Regions from separate parts of the Mus musculus genome. Here region 2 is linked to region 1. A link is a loop called in an ENCODE intact Hi-C map of the cell type or tissue named here. Cell type or tissue: left cerebral cortex. All regions are shown on one strand. Links, peaks and the distances in the headings refer to the core of each region. The heading gives the core; the rest is flanking DNA.

The links. Peaks named below come from ENCODE experiments on the same cell type or tissue, not always from the same donor. Only the 100,000 strongest peaks of a DNase experiment are listed, where the experiment ranks them.
Region 2: a loop joins it to region 1, with 6 times the contacts of the local background. A loop is called at or near these places in 5 of 42 quality-filtered maps.

Annotation. Positions count from the first base shown.
Region 1 is chr10:82,351,259-82,356,752 of GRCm38, forward strand. Gm4924 reads left to right here and starts at 3,267. Exons shown (of 4, transcript XM_017314182.1): 1 at 3,267-3,401. The coding sequence starts at 3,279. In left cerebral cortex, for the core only: no CTCF peak of the experiment used is centred there; DNase peaks (open chromatin) are centred at 3,018 and 3,293; H3K4me3 peaks cover 1,127 bases; H3K27ac peaks cover 1,168 bases.
Region 2 is chr10:82,614,430-82,619,923 of GRCm38, forward strand. It overlaps 1190007I07Rik (RIKEN cDNA 1190007I07 gene), which reads right to left. Exons shown (of 3, transcript NM_001135567.1): 3 at 5,422-5,494. Among named protein-coding and RNA genes, the nearest start is that of 1190007I07Rik, 6.1 kb to the right of the region's middle. In left cerebral cortex, for the core only: no CTCF peak of the experiment used is centred there; no DNase peak of the experiment used is centred there.

The DNA of each region.
Region 1 (5,494 bases), core at 419-5,418:
TATTAGGGAACATATTGGTTTTTTTTTAATAGTCACTACTCACTAGAAGGAAAATAGAATGCGATTACATTGTCACTTTATACTGCTTGAAAAAATTTGCTGGTATATATAAGCTATGAGAGAAACAATAAACTTGTTGGAACTTTGTCCATCCATCAAATGTATATGTATGTGTTAAAGCCTGGGTAAAATGTCAAGACCTAGGCAGCTGTTACCTGGGTAGCCTATCATTATAAGGAAACTTTCTCATGTGTTTCTTATGTTACTAGGAAACTTTTTGCTGCCAAGATTGATTCCATATTTTGTTATATTTTTGCCCTTGGAAACCAATCACATTAAAAGTCAATACAACTGTTTTGTAGAGTTACCCACAATAAGCTTGGAGCCGGCACGATCACCCAGAAGCACTTCTTGCAATTGTGTATAAGCTTTTCTTGTGTTTGCCTTTATAAACTGCCCCTGGTTTGCAAGTTAAGACATAAGTGTTAGACAAGTCCCATCCTGGTAGACAAGTTAACACATGAATATTAGATAAGGCAATTCCCCCACTACAGTTGAATATCCCAACCAATGGGAGCAGGATAGATACACAACAAAGACAAGTTGCTAAGGAACTCTCTTATCCCTAAATTCTGATTGGTGAAATAACTTGGCATAAATATTTGTAGATTTTGGGCTTGAACACCCTGTAGGATCTTAACTCAGGGTCATTGTTCAGCCCCCAAATCTGGACCATGGCCCTGGAGCACATTCTCAGTCACCTGTCCTGAGCCGGGCGAGGTGGCCACGCCTCTAATCCCAGCACTCGGGAGGCAGAGGCTGCGGGTTTCTGAGTTCGAGGCCAACCTCGTCTACAGAGTGAGTTCCAAGACAGCCTGGGCTGCACAGAGAGACCCTGTCTCGAAAAAAAACCAAGAAAAAAAAAAAAGACCTGTCCTGGTCTGACTGAAATTAGTGTCTGTGTGGTTTGTGAGGCAATTCCTGCACCCCAACAGTATGTATATGTGTAAAACTTGTGTGGGTGTGTGTTGGAACTTGCTCCATCCACCAACTGTATGTATATGTGTATATTTGTGTGAAATGCTTGGAGCCTGCTTGCTGGAGCTTTGCTTCATCCATTCATTGGGTGACTATGTCTGTCTGTCTGTATGTCTATATGCATGTATTTATATGTATGAAAGTTATTGGAGTCTGACTTTTGCTACATCCACTCAGTGTGTGTGTGTGTGTGTGTGTGTGTGTGTGTGTGTGTGTATGACTTTCTCTCTCTTTACTTTCTACTGGTCCCTAATTAGTTAAAAGAGTTCAGAGTAATTTGCCGGCCACAGGGTGTGCCAGCTGCAGTGACTCAAGCTTTGCTCTCTCAGAGAAAGTCAGCTGAGTAATTTCTCTAATCTCTGCCTGCCATAGGCAGCAGCCAGCATCAGTCCAGATAGTGACCAGAACCCTGTCAGCCCTTGGTGCTAAGCTGTCAGCTGTTCTCAGTACTAATCCCAATTGCCAACAGCAACCTCACTGCCTGCCTTGGTTTACCCTGTAGTGTTAAAGACCAGCTGAAAACTTTGAGCATTCCACTCACTGTATTCTCAAAAAGAGCAAGGGTCAATATAAAGTTTTTTTTGGTGGCGATCGTCATAGCTATCATCATGTTCACAAGTAAAATGGTGTAAATAAACATAAGCTTATGCTTTGAAGTTGTGAGATGCTTAGTGTGCTGGAACGTGAAGATAAGGACCCTGGCACGGTCATCTTGGAAGGGAGGCCAACATTGCTAAATTAAATTTTCTGCTGTCTAGTTCTTCATGTATAAATAGTTTATCAGAGCTGTATATGTTAATAAATGTGCTTAACATGAGCCATCAGGTTATGCTAGACATATTGAGCTTAACCCTTCTATCCCTGTCTTCTCACCCCAGGTCCTTACACTGGTCACTCCATTTTGGGGGCAGGAGTGGCTAATTGTTGGTATTTGGTGTCATAGACCAAGCTGCTTTTGTGTGTGTGTGTGTGTGTGTGTGTGTGTTTCTTTGACTGTCCTGAGACTCTCCGTAGATTGGGTTTAAACTTTTGATGTCTTGTTTTCACCTCCCAAATGCTGGCATGATAAGCCTCTGTTACAACAGAAAGCTGGGGAAACGTTAATAATGTCTTGGCTACCAATATGCAGGGGAGAGAGGTGTGATCAATCCTAGGTGTGCCTTAGTGAAGTTGCTGATGCCTGATGAATAGCAAATTTTATATCCGATATTAAATTTGATCTAGGTGGGCTAGGCATCCTTAGCTGTGAGGCATGTGGATCACTCCACTGCACATTGTTTAATAATCCTTGTATTGTATCCTAGAGATCCTATGCCTACAAGGAGAAGTGCCTACTGAGTGCAGGAAAAAATGCAAGGGACAAGTTCTACTGCAATGCAAGTCTCTGCAGGTCTGGGAAAACTCTGTGCTTAAGATGGAAGCTGGAGCACATCACATACTTTCCTCCCTCCCCCCTCCCTCCCTCCCTCCCCCTCTCCTTCCCTCCTTCCTTCTTTCCTTTCCTCCTTTCTTCCCTTCTTCTTTCCCTCCTTTCTTTTTTTTAATGTGGCTATGATTTTTGAAAATTATTATTCATTTTGTCAATAAGGGTGTTTTACCTGCATGTATGTCTGTGCACCACCTGTGCATTTGGTGTCTTTGGAGACCAGAAAAGGACATCAGATCACCTGGCATTGGAGTTAAAAATGGCCGTGAGAATCTCTGTGGGTGTGGAAATCAAACCTGGGTTCTTTGAGAGAGCAGCCAGTGCTCTAAATTGCTGGGCCATCTCTCCAGCTCCATCTAGAAGGTCAGTTTAGAAAGGGCTTTCATAGATGATCCTTGTGATGGGGTCATGTGAACCACTGGGCTGTTAGACTTAAGAGAATTGTGTCGCTAAGGTAGCTGCTCCTGTCACTCAGCTCTCACCATCCAATCAGGACCTCCAGAAGGACCGTCACTTAGAATGGGGAGGGCACTTCCGGTCTGCCATGCTGGAGGCTAGGATACAGTGCTGAGAAAGGGGCTCCTGGTATTGCGTGGTACACTGCTACCCACTGGCGGGAGCTGAAAAGAGAGTGGGGAGAGCTCGGAATCTGCGCCATGGTGAGAGGGGCCGCCATCCCCATACGGGGAGGAGTCGCGGGAGCCCGCATGGCGTTCGTTCCGGGGTTCGCGAACCGGCAGCGAGTCGGTGCCCCCGTGAGGTCCCGTGAGTTCCGTGGGGTCCCTGCACCTCCCAGGCAAGAGCAGATCCCTGAATGACTTCGATCAGCTGCCTGCGCCTGCGCAAAGAATGGGGAACGGCGCCTTTGTGTGAAAACATCCTTGTTGACGTCACCGTGCAGCCAGTGCCTCTGCTGCTTTTATTATTGCAAGGGAAGGTAGATTTGCTAACAGGCAGAGCCCTAGTTCATCTAGCATCTTCTAGAAGTTCTGCACTTGGCACTTGACATTCGGGTGTAGGATCTGTCTGCAGTTAACTCTGCGCCGGTGTAAAGTCTGTGCTATTAACACATTCATGTAGATGGTTCACAGTAGTCCAGTCACGTGTTTTAGTAAGGCCAGACACACTGGGTTTCCTGGTTTCATGTGTCAACATTGATTATGTGTTAATTGTGTAGTTTGTTTTTTTCCCCCCTTAGTTTATTCTCATGTTCTGTCTCTTTATTCTTTCCCAGACATCTTTTGTTTGTTTGTTTGTTTGTTTGGTAGGTTTGTGTGTGTGTTATTGTTGTGGGTTGATTGATTTGCTTTGCTTTTTTTGAAACAAGAATTTCTCAGTGTGGACTAGGATGGCCTGGAACTCACAGAAATCCACTTGCCTTTCCTTCCCTAGGGTTAGGATTAAAGGTATGGACCACTACTGCATAGTTGTATTCAAAAATTTAAGTCAGAGGATGTTACAGTATTTAATATTCATTCTTGCCTTGATCATCTTTCACTCACGATTACCTTTTCTCATCAGTTTTTTGTTGTTGGAGCATAAATTGTTAGGCTTTTTATTGGACTTTTGCTGCCTCTGTAGCTCAAATTCTGTATTGTTGTAACATGATAGAGACATACTATCCAAGATGGCAGGACACCACATGGTAGCTTTCTACTCAAAGTTAGTTCAGCTCCCAGTTAAGGTGCGCCCATCCCAGTTTATCCCTGAGCCTTTTGCAAAAGGAGCTTTTAAGCACAAAAACCATGTTCTGGATTGACAAACTTCAGTTAAGAAGAACAGTCAGTCAGAAGTGGAACTAGAGAAGCCATGAACCAGGTTAGTTAATGAAGACATCCTGTAACTACGGACATCGATGGATTAGGCCTTTGCTTTTATGGTGGTAGGTGGCGCTGTCCATACTGAGTTTACAGCCTGAATGATACTGCCATCATGGAATCAGTTGTGCTAAGGTCTGGGGCTGTGTGTTACATTCCCCACTGGCCTTAGTGAATGAGTCAAATAATGGATTCATTCAATTTTAGTTTAAGATGCAGGGCCCCACTGTTAATCCAATCAGACTGAAAATTTTCAGTCAGTGCTGAAAGCAGGTTAGTTAGCTAGGGGACCAAGAGTACAGAGACTAGTATCAATTGTTTCCCTAAACATGGGAAGGTATTTTAAATTACTCCTGATCAATTAGCAAAGAAACAACAGGCTTTTTTTTTTTCCCCAAAGCAAGACATATTTTCTATTATCTTGTGAGAAGTAAATCTTCTCAATTTTGTAGGTTCATTTTTATAAGGGAATCTAACTTGTTTTAATTGAGAAGCAAACTTTTAATACCATTTGGTCCTGATCTTATACTTAGTTTGGAAAGCGTCAGAAGAGGCACATCTAGTCAATCCATTAGTACATGCCCACAAAGTACTCTCGGAGCTCGGTATGATCGTTATCCAGATGAATTCATCTATAGAGTAGAACATTAATATGGGCTGGCCCTAGTCACCATTGAATTTTGTCAGCCAATGAGCTGTTAGTCTGGCTAGTTCCTATCCACATGTAGTGTGACAGGGATCCGGTGTGTGAGCATAACCAACAGTCTTGACTGAATGCTGCCTGCAAATGTTTAACTCTGTCCCAGGGGATCCTTCCTGTGGCATAGAATCCCGCTCTACACTTTTTCCTATTTCCCCAGGGCCAGAATCTCTTTAAAGGAAGTTTTCTGAAAGCCCCAGTTTTAGAACCTCTCCCTCCCCCTTTTAATGGAAACTCCCTTCTTTTTGGCAACTAGGGGGCTCAGCTGCAGGGCATGCATAGAATTATAAACTCTTATGTCCCTATGTCAAAAGACAAACCTCCATATCTTTCCTTTCTATAATACAACTATGCATTTAAAGTGGGCATCAGCGAGCAAAGGTCAAAATGAATATTAGTTGCTGGTCTGTAGGTACATTAGGTAATACCTTCCCTGTATCTGTCTTAGTTCCCAGGTTGGGGAACTAAGCCTAAGGGGTTGGACCTGAGTTGGGGTTGGACCATGACTCTTAT
Region 2 (5,494 bases), core at 113-5,112, 260 kb after region 1:
GAGCCTAGGTAAATGAGAAGCTGAAACCTCTAGTCACAAAATCTGACAATTTTCAATGTTGGGAGATATGGTGCCACTGGGAGCAATTCATGCCCTTTAATTAGAAATCTAAAGTAGTGCAGGAGAAGTGACCTGGAGGGAGAGTCTTCACAGAGGAATGCTCTAGATGAAGTTCACCTGTGAGCCTGTCTATAGAGGATCAAGCTCATTATCTTAATTGAACAACAACAATTTGGGCAGTGCCATTCCTTAGGATTGGGTACCAGCCTGCACAATAGCACAGAGCTTTAGATGATCACATGCAAGCAAGCTTACATGCATGCATTTATTTATCTCTGCTCTTGACTGTGGATATGACATGGGTGTCCCCTTTGCACATGTGCCTTGGCTTCACTGTGGCAATGCAGTATAACCTGGAAGTTCCAGTCACTGTGGTGGAAATGAAACTAAAAAGGTCTTGTTCCAGATAATCACGACTCTAAAACAACCCAGGGACAACAGTGGAAGATATCTGGTGGTTCCCTTCATCAGTTAAAGTTATCAAACTGTGGCTCCCAAGTCATGCTTGGTGAGGCACACTGCCTCTCTCCCTCTGAATGTCTCATCTCCAATCATAATCTAAATATTGCCTTCAGGGTGTTCTTATAAGGGTTAGAGGGACCTCTGTCAGTACATGCTGCCATGTGTCAGATGAGAGCGAAGAGGAGTTTCTAAGACCCTGAACATCCCTCCACTAATGATCTTCCAGGAATTACCAATCACATTGAGAGGCAAGCCTATGATACTCTGCTTGCTCCCCATCTGCCACCACCCCACTGATAGGTTAGTGAGCAGCATCTTTGCTGAATCAAGGAAGGAAGGTGCTCTGTAACAGCTGGATACTCGGATTTCTCATATTTAAGGAATAACCAGTGATATCAACCACTAGCACTTCTGCACATGACCCTTTTCCCAAGCCCTTACCTGCAGAGGAATTCTAGGTTCACACAGTGATGTGAACGACCTATATCTCACTTGATGGTGGCATCCAGGGAAGGAAGAGGCCCACACCGTGTTTACCAGACCTCCATACTACAGATGCTTGTGATGATGCAGCTGAGGTTGCTTGACTAATTGGTAGTGGCCTCCTCTCTGGCAGCCCTCTTTGGTTGTCCTTCCAGGTAGCCACATTCAGCAACTTCTTGTGGGAAAGCACCAGGATCTTCAAGGGAGAAGTGAGAGGATGGAATATCATGGGATGAGAAGGACAGAGTCCATAGTACCTGGGCCATTATCCAGCCCATAGCTTCCTGACATCCTGACATTGTACTGAGACTCTGGATAGAAGATGGTGAATAGACCAGAGCATGAGCTCCCCAGGAAGAGAGGCTTGGGGGTCAAATTCCCAGAAGATGAGGACAGCAGAGAGTGTACAGATGGTAGAACATTACAGGATAGTCCCATGTTCCTAGACAAGCAGGTCAATCCCCGTGTAATGCCATTCAGAAAAGACTTAGCAACTGAAGATGGAAGCAGAGAAAAGTGTCTTTCTAAGCTGATGACTGATCACAATGTCTAATGTGCTGAGAGAAACAGAGCTAACCATATCCAGTGGCTCCATCTTGTGCTGCCTCTAGGCATTATAGAAATCTGGCTAGTCAATGCACTGTGCTAGTCAGGTTCCTGTTTATCCAAAATAAACAACTTCTATGGAAATGAAGCTGCACCCCAGAAGTCAATCAGAGTAGGAGAACTTTCCTGAAGTGGGAGGGCAGGTCTGCAAACTGACCAGTGAGTGCCAGAGTGTTCAGGGAAATCATTCATACCACATAATGTTCAACGAATGAAGAGAAAGAGGCCCTCACAGAAGATCCTGAAGAGTCTCTGTGTGGGACATGGCAGCCAAGGAGCCCTCAACCCTGTCAGCACTTCAGGGCTCTATTCATCCTAGAACTACTAATTTTGGGCTGGGATTGAAGGAAGTTTGAGAAGTGTGATGAGATCAAGCACACAGTGAGAAAGCCACATGGGACCTCCCCATCTTCCTCACCTGGTCTTTCCATTCAAGTGTACACACTGTCCTTTCTGAGACAGAATGTTCCAGGTTAGAGGTTGGAAGCTTATATTTTCAATGCTGAATTAGGTTTTTGGATCGTGAGCAGCATTAGCCACAACTACAGTTCAAAATCAGAGTTCAAGAGGTTGTGCCTTCACTGAGAGAGCAGGTCCAGACTCGCAGTTCAAACTACACTCAGCAGCCCCAAACAGGAAAGGACTTTGGTGCACAGCATCAGAATTTTGGCTCTAGCCTGTGTTATGTCTATCAGGAAAGTCTCATGAACTTTGACTTTTCTGAAGGACAGAATCATAGTAGCTGGAGACATCTAAAGAGAAAATAGTGACAGGAGGTCAGAGCACAGACAATATAGGTAGCCCCTCCTACCTGTATCTCAGTGTCTTATTTTCATAGTTATGAAAAATCCTGAATAGTAAGAGGAGCGTCTTCATGAGAGAGAATGCAAACTAAAGTGCTGAGGGACAACCAAGGTCCAGAATTCCTTCTGGTGACAGTTTTAATCTGCGCACCCTACTTGATTAGAAACTCAACATGCATATGTGAAAAAGAGTGGATCTCCATGCAGGAACATGGCCTCTTGTTTCTGGTATTCCTACATTGTCCAGCCATCAGGATGGCCTCTGACTTTCCCATCACCAGCACAAGGGGAGTGTAGAGTTCAGGCCTTTGGTATGTTGAGACACCTAACACCCCTAGGACCTATGATCTGAGTGGAAAACACCATTTCACCAAGAGATGAATTACAATAAATTTCCTTGAGGGTGTCTATAGAAATCTCTCTATCACAGATACTCATCAGGTCCAGTCATTCATGATGGCTGCCAGTCACATAGTTGTTCCCATAGTCCTCTGTGTCAGGTCTTCTTTCTCTCCACACTTAGCCCAGCAGAACTGTCTACTTAGGGACAGTGTTTGCCAACAACTTGTTCTAGGATGGGAACTACCAGTTTCATTACTGCCTTTTTACCTGTTTTCAAGTGGACTTACCTCACCAACTTCGTCTTCCTGGATGTCCTGGACTGTGTCAGTGTGTTAGCTCCTTGGGCACAAGTTGTCCATGACACTAATGATCCTGGGATCTAGCACCTAGCTAGAGCCTTGCACATCACTATGACTATAGAATGGCATCTGAGAAAAGGTCAGATAATACCACTTCACATAGACAGTCTAGAAGCTGGGGTCACATATCAGAGCCAATCTTCACCCTTCCTCCTTGTGGGTAAGAATTAAGTCAGGCCTGTGAAGGGAAGAATGGCTTCCATGATGCAAGAGGAAGACTGGAGCAGGCACAGTCCAGGAAATGAGGAACAGGCTGCATCCCAAGAGCTGGGAGTCCAGCTCTCTCAGACACCCCACACTTAGAACACAATCCCTAGAAAATGCAGTGGCAGTGGTCAGGGGACACCCACTGACTGATCTGTAGAGGCCCTCCTCTAGGCTCTTTAGTTCAAGACTGAGCAGCAAGGATGAGGGAGAGTCAGGGAGAAGTTGCTGTCGTTTGGTGACAGGACTGTTACTAGGAAGACTCCAGCATAGAATGAAGGTCTGAAGAGGGGAGAAGTGGTTGCACCATAAAGCTTCTAGATACATCTGAGCCTCACATCACTTTTGCATGACACCTCCCACTGTCACAGTCCTCCTCTCATTACTGTCTCCTCAGTGACAGTAGCACCTTGTATGGCCTGGTCTCCTATATGGAGACAGAGAAATCGTCATATGATCTTAAAAGGCATAATATTCTTGTCAGAGGATAGTCTACTGGGACATGGGCTTCTGCAGCAGCTGGTGACAACACTGCAGCTTGAAGTGAAAGGGACCACGTCCATCCACACTGTTCATATCCAGCTTCACTCATACAAGCATTGGATTTCTCAGTAGCATCTCTTGGCCTTGGACTCCACATCATGACACTGTGTCTTCTGTATCTACTGGGCCACTCCTCATGTGTCTTCTGGCCCTAATGAAGACACATTTCATTCTGTAGACCCCAGACTCCATCCAAGGTCCTGCACGTCTCCCACACTGAACTCCCCCCCCCCCCCCCGAACTTGATTCTGGACAGCACTCGTGGAGAGGCCTCAAAAATCTCTGTCCACTCTGGATTTGAACCTTAGAAGCCTTAATGTAGCATTGTATAACAGGAATCATGATAACATCTCTTTTTAAACTCTGGGCACAAAAATTGCCATTATAATCAAGTTTATTCAGAGAAGAATCATAATTGAAGGAGCCACTGCAAATGGTCTCGTGTGATATTGAAAATAAGCACCTACCTAGTCAAACGCTAGAGATGCTCTTAGGCAGTTCTTAAGAGACACTGGACCAGGCATGGTCCTTTATACCTGTAATCTCACTGTTTGGGAAGTGGAAGCAAAAAGACTCTTAGTACCCTAGCAAGATTTTATTGAAAGGACCCAGATGTAGCTATCTCTTGTGAGACTACGCCGGGGCCTAGCAAACACAGAAGTGGATGCTCACAGTCAGCTAATGGATGGATCACAGGGCTCCCAATGGAGGAGATAGAGAAAGAACCCAAGGAGCTAAAGGGATCTGCAACCCTATAGGTGGAACAACATTATGAACTAACCAGTACCCCGGATCTCTTGACTCTAGCTGCATATGTAACAAAAGATGGCCTAATCGGCCATCACTGGAAAGAGAGGCCCATTGGACACGTAAACTTTGTATGCCCCAGTACAGGGGAACGCCAGGGCCAAAAAGGGGGGGTGGGTGGGTAGGGGAGTGGGGGTGGGTGGGTATGGGGGACTTTTGGTATAGCATTGGAAATGTAAATGAGCTAAATACCTCATAAAAAATGGAAAAAAAAAGACTCTTAGTTTGAGGTCAGCATGTGCTACACACACAGCAAGACCTTTTTGTAGAGACCTATTGTACTGGTTGGTTTTGTGTGTCAACTTGACACAAGCTGGAGTTATCATAGAGAAAGGAGTTTCAGTTGAGGAAATGCCTCCATGAGATCCAGTTGTAAGGAATTTTCTCAATTAGTGATCAAGGTGGGGAGGGTCAGTGTGGGTGGTACCATCTCTGGGCTGGTAGTCTTGGTTCTATAAGAGAGCAGGCTGAGCAAGCCAGGGGAAGCAAGCCAGTAAGTAACATCCCTCCATGGCCTCTGCATCAGCTCCTGCTTCCTGCCCTGCTTGAGTTCCAGTCCTGACTTCCTTTGGTGATGAACAGCAATGTGGAAGTGTAAGCTGAATAAACCCTTTCCTCCCCAACTTGCTTCTTGATCATGATGTTTGTGCAGGAATAGAAACCCTGACTAAGACACCTACAGATCCTGTGAACTGGAGACCAGCCTGATCTACACAGCAAATTCTAGGTGAGCCAAGAATGTATAGTAAGACTATCTTTAAAAAAATATTAAGATTTATTATGTATACAGCATTCTGCCTGCGGGCCAGAACAGGGTACAACTCA